Regions from separate parts of the Homo sapiens genome. Here region 2 is linked to region 1. Evidence: chromatin contacts called from ENCODE Hi-C data. All regions are on one chromosome and are shown on one strand. Each heading gives the region's core, a stretch centred on a gene start or an enhancer-like site at or near the end of the contact. The rest is flanking DNA. Distances are from core to core; before and after follow the strand shown. Region 1 holds the start of PCDHB10 (protocadherin beta 10). Region 2 holds the start of PCDHGA12 (protocadherin gamma subfamily A, 12).

Region 1 (3,954 bases), core at 1,229-3,728:
CCTGATGAGGCATTTCTTACTAGAATCCCATAAGTGAAATATAATATTTTTCAAAGTTGATATCATTTAAAAATTTTTGGTCGTTTTAAATGTCTTTATTGACTTTAAATTCATTGCCTCTACATTATTCATTAGTTCTTCTTTTCCTAAAACTTTTTACTTGTTAAAATAGTCTGCTGCATGTAATATGTGCTTTTACTATTTGATATTTCTTCTATTTTTCTTTTGAAACCGGTGTTCTTATTGGTTTGCCATCCTTGTTCATTACAACTGTTTTTTGTTTGTTTGTTTGTTTTTTGGTTTGTTTGTTTTTTTTTTTTTTGAGACGGAGTCTCGCTCTGTCGCCCAGGCTGGAGTGCAGTGGCGCGATCTCAGCTCACTGCAACCTCCGCCTCCCAGGTTCAAGCGATTCTCCTGCCTCAGCCTCCAGAGTATCTGGGACTACAGTTGCATGTCACCACGTTCGGCTAATTTTTGTATTTTCAGTAGAGACGGGTTTCATCATGGTGGCCAGGATGGTCTATCTCTTGACCTCGTGATCCACCCCACTCAGCCTCCCAAATTGCTGGGATTTACAGGCATGAGCCACCGCACCCAGCCTACAATAATTTTCTTAAACTTTACCTTTTATTTTAAAGTTCTAGTTTCCCGGCATTGATAGTTCCCTATTTGAAATATAATGTTTCTCTTGTAAGTGATATGATAAATAAACCCCTAATTAGCCTTAGAAGAAAAACCACTGCAAGATATTAAGCGTGTGTAAATGGGCTTTAGTCTGGAAACCAAAAAAAAAAAAAAAATTTAGTCATTCTATAGGATCATGTGAAAATATTTAATTTGCTCCTTTTAATTCTGTATAAACAAATCAGAGGTTCCTGAGGTTCCTGTTAAATTTTTAATGGCTAATAGCCCAGTGCCATCCAGTTGAAAAAACAACAGCAATCACAAAGTAGAGGTTTATATTGTGCGGCTTTTATATTCAGCTATTAGAGTGTTATTGGTAGTGTCTAGCCTTTTCCTCCACGACATTCCTTGACTTAATCCATTTGGGCCTATTATAGACAAAATAGAGCTTCTTTCTAGATATAAGGTCTTTGAGGCAGGGCTCAGTGGCTCATTCCTGTAATCCCAGCACTTTGGGAGGCCAAGGCGGGCAGATCACCTTAGGTCACGAGTTTGAGACCAGCCTGACCAACGTTAAGTAACCCCGTCTTTACTAAAAATACAAAATTAGCCAGGCATGGTGGCACATGCTTGTAATCCCAGCTACTCGGGAGGCTGAGGCAGGAGAATCGCTTGAACCCAGGAGGTGGAAGTTGCTTTGAGCCGAGATTGCACCATTGTACTCCAGCCTGGGCAATAAGAGCAAAACTCCATCAAAATAAAATAAAATAAAATATAAAATAACTTAAAAAGAACTTTGAATAAAATTCTATGAAAAAAGACACTAGAATGCTGTTCTTAATTTTAATAGTGTTAAGATAGGTGTTAGTGTGGTCTGTTCTTTACCTCCCTTTATTTGGTGCAGAGAAGTTAGATCCTGCTAAATTTCAATTAAGAGGGGACCTTAAAATAAGGATCAATCTCTTATTTAACCCTGTAAGTTACTTTAAAGCTAATACAAGAAAAACAAAGACAAGTGAAAGTAAGGAAACAGAAATTGCAAAGAGTAAATGAAAGAAAAAAACTTTCAAGTGGTCGGAATTGAAAGGCACTGGAAAACGTTTCAGGTTCTACCCATCTGAGTTTATTTATGCATGTCCTAATACAGGCAGTATTTATTGCTTGTCTGATTTGTCACTCACAGATGATTAGGACATAGTTCCTATCCTTAAGTAGCCCACACATTGAAGAAGAAATAGATTTGCATGAATTAAGAAGCAATAATATTTGCAGGGCAATCATAGTTGTATACACAAGTTTTTATGAGAGAATAGAGGAGGGACAGCTTAAATGCATTATACAAGATTACAGAGTGATGATTCTCCTTAATCAGTGTGATGAGATTTTGAAGTTTGTTGAGGAAGGTGTGAAACATATTTTCTTTGTCTGTTTTGGTGTTCTTATCCCGATGTTTCTGGAAAAGTAAAATCTCCTGTTACTTTGGTGATCCCAGATGTCAGCAACATTTTCCCTTTGATTCTTGACATTGTGTGAGAGTTGTGTCTGAGATGAAAGGACTAGTAGAGAGCTAAATTTAGCACAGTGAGGTGGACAGAGTTATTGCTAGAAACATATTTTCAAGTGTTGAATTTTTAACTTTTCCCAAAAAGAATTGAAGAATCTCAACAATGTGACTATTTCTCTGTCTCAACATTAATTTTTACAAGACAAACGAAAATAAACATGAAAAATTTAAATGAGGCACTAAAGGAAATTGTCTGAATACACACACCCAAATGGGTACAACTACTGAAATCTGGTGGAGGCCACACGGTGGCGCTGCAGGCTAAAGAGACGGTTTGGGAATTGCTCTGAGGATGCTATGCAAGTCACTAATAAAGGAAGACACGGACAGATGAACTTAAAAGAGAAGCTTTAGCTGCCAAAGATTGGGAAAGGGAAAGGACAAAAAAGACCCCTGGGCTACACGGCGTAGGTGCAGGGTTTCCTACTGCTGTTCTTTTATGCTGGGAGCTGTGGCTGTAACCAACTAGGAAATAACGTATGCAGCAGCTATGGCTGTCAGAGAGTTGTGCTTCCCAAGACAAAGGCAAGTCCTGTTTCTTTTTCTTTTTTGGGGAGTGTCCTTGGCAGGTTCTGGGTTTGGACGTTATTCGGTGACTGAGGAAACAGAGAAAGGATCCTTTGTGGTCAATCTGGCAAAGGATCTGGGACTAGCAGAGGGGGAGCTGGCTGCAAGGGGAACCAGGGTGGTTTCCGATGATAACAAACAATACCTGCTCCTGGATTCACATACCGGGAATTTGCTCACAAATGAGAAACTGGACCGAGAGAAGCTGTGTGGCCCTAAAGAGCCCTGTATGCTGTATTTCCAAATTTTAATGGATGATCCCTTTCAGATTTACCGGGCTGAGCTGAGAGTCAGGGATATAAATGATCACGCGCCAGTATTTCAGGACAAAGAAACAGTCTTAAAAATATCAGAAAATACAGCTGAAGGGACAGCATTTAGACTAGAAAGAGCACAGGATCCAGATGGAGGACTTAACGGTATCCAAAACTACACGATCAGCCCCAACTCTTTTTTCCATATTAACATTAGTGGCGGTGATGAAGGCATGATATATCCAGAGCTAGTGTTGGACAAAGCACTGGATCGGGAGGAGCAGGGAGAGCTCAGCTTAACCCTCACAGCGCTGGATGGTGGGTCTCCATCCAGGTCTGGGACCTCTACTGTACGCATCGTTGTCTTGGACGTCAATGACAATGCCCCACAGTTTGCCCAGGCTCTGTATGAGACCCAGGCTCCAGAAAACAGCCCCATTGGGTTCCTTATTGTTAAGGTATGGGCAGAAGATGTAGACTCTGGAGTCAACGCGGAAGTATCCTATTCATTTTTTGATGCCTCAGAAAATATTCGAACAACCTTTCAAATCAATCCTTTTTCTGGGGAAATCTTTCTCAGAGAATTGCTTGATTATGAGTTAGTAAATTCTTACAAAATAAATATACAGGCAATGGACGGTGGAGGCCTTTCTGCAAGATGTAGGGTTTTAGTGGAAGTATTGGACACCAATGACAATCCCCCTGAACTGATCGTATCATCATTTTCCAACTCTGTTGCTGAGAATTCTCCTGAGACGCCGCTGGCTGTTTTTAAGATTAATGACAGAGACTCTGGAGAAAATGGAAAGATGGTTTGCTACATTCAAGAGAATCTGCCATTCCTACTAAAACCTTCTGTGGAGAATTTTTACATCCTAATTACAGAAGGCGCGCTGGACAGAGAGATCAGAGCCGAGTACAACATCACTATCACCGTCACTGACT
Region 2 (3,954 bases), core at 1-2,500, 240 kb after region 1:
GGAATAAATTTTTTTCCTGTGATGTTTCTTGGGACATCAATATTTGAGTATATAAGGCTTTTTCTTTAATCCATTAACTATAAATTTTGAAGAAAATGCATGAGAAAATGGAGAAAATGTGTTTTTTTTTTAAAAAAAATTGAGATTAAGGTCTCATTATGTTGCCCAGGCTGGACTCAAACTCTTGGGCTACAGTAATCCTCCCACCTCAATCTCCAGAGTAGCTGAGACTACAGTTGCCTGAAACTGTGCCTGGCAGAGAAAAAAGCTTAAAAAAATAAGAACATGGTAATGATTTGATAATATTCAGTTACATTTACTTTTGATTCTTGTAATTCAAGTAAACTCAATTTTATGTCTGATATTTTCTCACAGCTACCTATATATTTCTTCCCAATTTAAAATATATTATTTTATTTTATGCCTAGCAAATATCTTTACAGTATAAATATTTACGCTCATGAAAGTACGTAGCCAGTTATTTCTTAGGGAGAATTTTTTCCCTATATTTTGATGGGCTTCCAAAAGTATTACCAGTAATTCTCAGTAATTACAATTAGGTCAGTTACCCAGGAAAAGGTAAGTCTGTAACATTCTTTGGACTACCAATTTTCTTTTACTAAGTTTCCTGAACAATAAATATTTTTGAAATATAATGTATTAATAGAATTCTGGAGTACTTCCATTATTTCCAGTCAATGCAAGTTGGAATGCTTCTACTTTATGCTAAAAATATTAATGTTTCTTTTTCACTTGGGTTCTTGTTAAGTGTGATTCTGATAATGTATACAATCACATATCATTTTTAGGTTTCCATAATATCATGAAAATTTGATTTTTAAGCGTTACATGTCAACAACCTGGTAAAGTAATCCTTCCATTCAGGATCATTCAAGGAATCTATTTAAAAATATTTTCCCCAAATTATAGCTGAATCAGAAAGTTTAAATTATTATATTATATGATTTGTCAAAAAGAGAAACTCCTAGGGAGACATCTCCATAATAGGTGTGTTGGGGGAACAGTAATCTCAAAGCAGATGCACTAACATTATAAGATTAAAATCATTGTTTATAGAAACTTCCAATTCATTTAAAAGCTCATTGGGGAAAAAAAAGCTCATTGGGAAAAAAAAAAAAAGCTCACTAAAGTTTCTATTAAAGCGAATACGGTAGATTTCCATCCCCTTTTGAAGAACAGTAGGTGGAGCTATTTAAGATATAAAAACGAAATATCCTTTCTGGGAGTTCAAGATTGTGCAGTAATTGGTTAGGACTCTGAGCGCCGCTGTTCACCAATCGGGGAGAGAAAAGCGGAGATCCTGCTCGCCTTGCACGCGCCTGAAGCACAAAGCAGATAGCTAGGAATGAACCATCCCTGGGAGTATGTGGAAACAACGGAGGAGCTCTGACTTCCCAACTGTCCCATTCTATGGGCGAAGGAACTGCTCCTGACTTCAGTGGTTAAGGGCAGAATTGAAAATAATTCTGGAGGAAGATAAGAATGATTCCTGCGCGACTGCACCGGGACTACAAAGGGCTTGTCCTGCTGGGAATCCTCCTGGGGACTCTGTGGGAGACCGGATGCACCCAGATACGCTATTCAGTTCCGGAAGAGCTGGAGAAAGGCTCTAGGGTGGGCGACATCTCCAGGGACCTGGGGCTGGAGCCCCGGGAGCTCGCGGAGCGCGGAGTCCGCATCATCCCCAGAGGTAGGACGCAGCTTTTCGCCCTGAATCCGCGCAGCGGCAGCTTGGTCACGGCGGGCAGGATAGACCGGGAGGAGCTCTGTATGGGGGCCATCAAGTGTCAATTAAATCTAGACATTCTGATGGAGGATAAAGTGAAAATATATGGAGTAGAAGTAGAAGTAAGGGACATTAACGACAATGCGCCTTACTTTCGTGAAAGTGAATTAGAAATAAAAATTAGTGAAAATGCAGCCACTGAGATGCGGTTCCCTCTACCCCACGCCTGGGATCCGGATATCGGGAAGAACTCTCTGCAGAGCTACGAGCTCAGCCCGAACACTCACTTCTCCCTCATCGTGCAAAATGGAGCCGACGGTAGTAAGTACCCCGAATTGGTGCTGAAACGCGCCCTGGACCGCGAAGAAAAGGCTGCTCACCACCTGGTCCTTACGGCCTCCGACGGGGGCGACCCGGTGCGCACAGGCACCGCGCGCATCCGCGTGATGGTTCTGGATGCGAACGACAACGCACCAGCGTTTGCTCAGCCCGAGTACCGCGCGAGCGTTCCGGAGAATCTGGCCTTGGGCACGCAGCTGCTTGTAGTCAACGCTACCGACCCTGACGAAGGAGTCAATGCGGAAGTGAGGTATTCCTTCCGGTATGTGGACGACAAGGCGGCCCAAGTTTTCAAACTAGATTGTAATTCAGGGACAATATCAACAATAGGGGAGTTGGACCACGAGGAGTCAGGATTCTACCAGATGGAAGTGCAAGCAATGGATAATGCAGGATATTCTGCGCGAGCCAAAGTCCTGATCACTGTTCTGGACGTGAACGACAATGCCCCAGAAGTGGTCCTCACCTCTCTCGCCAGCTCGGTTCCCGAAAACTCTCCCAGAGGGACATTAATTGCCCTTTTAAATGTAAATGACCAAGATTCTGAGGAAAACGGACAGGTGATCTGTTTCATCCAAGGAAATCTGCCCTTTAAATTAGAAAAATCTTACGGAAATTACTATAGTTTAGTCACAGACATAGTCTTGGATAGGGAACAGGTTCCTAGCTACAACATCACAGTGACCGCCACTGACCGGGGAACCCCGCCCCTATCCACGGAAACTCATATCTCGCTGAACGTGGCAGACACCAACGACAACCCGCCGGTCTTCCCTCAGGCCTCCTATTCCGCTTATATCCCAGAGAACAATCCCAGAGGAGTTTCCCTCGTCTCTGTGACCGCCCACGACCCCGACTGTGAAGAGAACGCCCAGATCACTTATTCCCTGGCTGAGAACACCATCCAAGGGGCAAGCCTATCGTCCTACGTGTCCATCAACTCCGACACTGGGGTACTGTATGCGCTGAGCTCCTTCGACTACGAGCAGTTCCGAGACTTGCAAGTGAAAGTGATGGCGCGGGACAACGGGCACCCGCCCCTCAGCAGCAACGTGTCGTTGAGCCTGTTCGTGCTGGACCAGAACGACAATGCGCCCGAGATCCTGTACCCCGCCCTCCCCACGGACGGTTCCACTGGCGTGGAGCTGGCTCCCCGCTCCGCAGAGCCCGGCTACCTGGTGACCAAGGTGGTGGCGGTGGACAGAGACTCCGGCCAGAACGCCTGGCTGTCCTACCGTCTGCTCAAGGCCAGCGAGCCGGGACTCTTCTCGGTGGGTCTGCACACGGGCGAGGTGCGCACGGCGCGAGCCCTGCTGGACAGAGACGCGCTCAAGCAGAGCCTCGTAGTGGCCGTCCAGGACCACGGCCAGCCCCCTCTCTCCGCCACTGTCACGCTCACCGTGGCCGTGGCCGACAGCATCCCCCAAGTCCTGGCGGACCTCGGCAGCCTCGAGTCTCCAGCTAACTCTGAAACCTCAGACCTCACTCTGTACCTGGTGGTAGCGGTGGCCGCGGTCTCCTGCGTCTTCCTGGCCTTCGTCATCTTGCTGCTGGCGCTCAGGCTGCGGCGCTGGCACAAGTCACGCCTGCTGCAGGCTTCAGGAGGCGGCTTGACAGGAGCGCCGGCGTCGCACTTTGTGGGCGTGGACGGGGTGCAGGCTTTCCTGCAGACCTATTCCCACGAGGTTTCCCTCACCACGGACTCGCGGAAGAGTCACCTGATCTTCCCCCAGCCCAACTATGCAGACATGCTCGTCAGCCAGGAGAGCTTTGAAAAAAGCGAGCCCCTTTTGCTGTCAGGTGATTCGGTATTTTCTAAAGACAGTCATGGGTTAATTGAGGTGAGTTTATATCAAATCTTCTTTCTT

Evidence for each region. Hi-C counts contacts between places; a loop is a spot of excess contacts on that map. Pooled maps may share reads with other maps.
Region 2: a pooled map shows a loop between it and region 1 (3-fold over the local background). The contact joins the promoter of PCDHGA12 here to the promoter of PCDHB10 in region 1. A Hi-C loop is called at or near these places in 1 of 50 pooled maps.

The regions. Positions count from the first base shown.
Region 1 is chr5:141,189,875-141,193,828 of GRCh38, forward strand. It overlaps PCDHB10 (protocadherin beta 10), which reads left to right and starts at 2,479. Exons shown (of 1, transcript NM_018930.4): 1 at 2,479-3,954. The coding sequence starts at 2,679. It overlaps PCDHB9 (protocadherin beta 9), which reads left to right. Exons shown (of 1, transcript NM_019119.5): 1 at 1-1,667. It also overlaps PCDHB@.
Region 2 is chr5:141,429,257-141,433,210 of GRCh38, forward strand. PCDHGA12 (protocadherin gamma subfamily A, 12) reads left to right here and starts at 1,251. Exons shown (of 4, transcript NM_003735.3): 1 at 1,251-3,927. The coding sequence starts at 1,504. All of the region lies in intron 1 of PCDHGA1 (protocadherin gamma subfamily A, 1), which reads left to right. All of the region lies in intron 1 of PCDHGA2 (protocadherin gamma subfamily A, 2), which reads left to right. The region is part of intron 1 of PCDHGA3 (protocadherin gamma subfamily A, 3); the gene reads left to right. It also overlaps PCDHGB1, PCDHGA4, PCDHGB2, PCDHGA5, PCDHGB3 and PCDHGA6, and 10 more genes. RefSeq lists an enhancer at 1,147-1,286.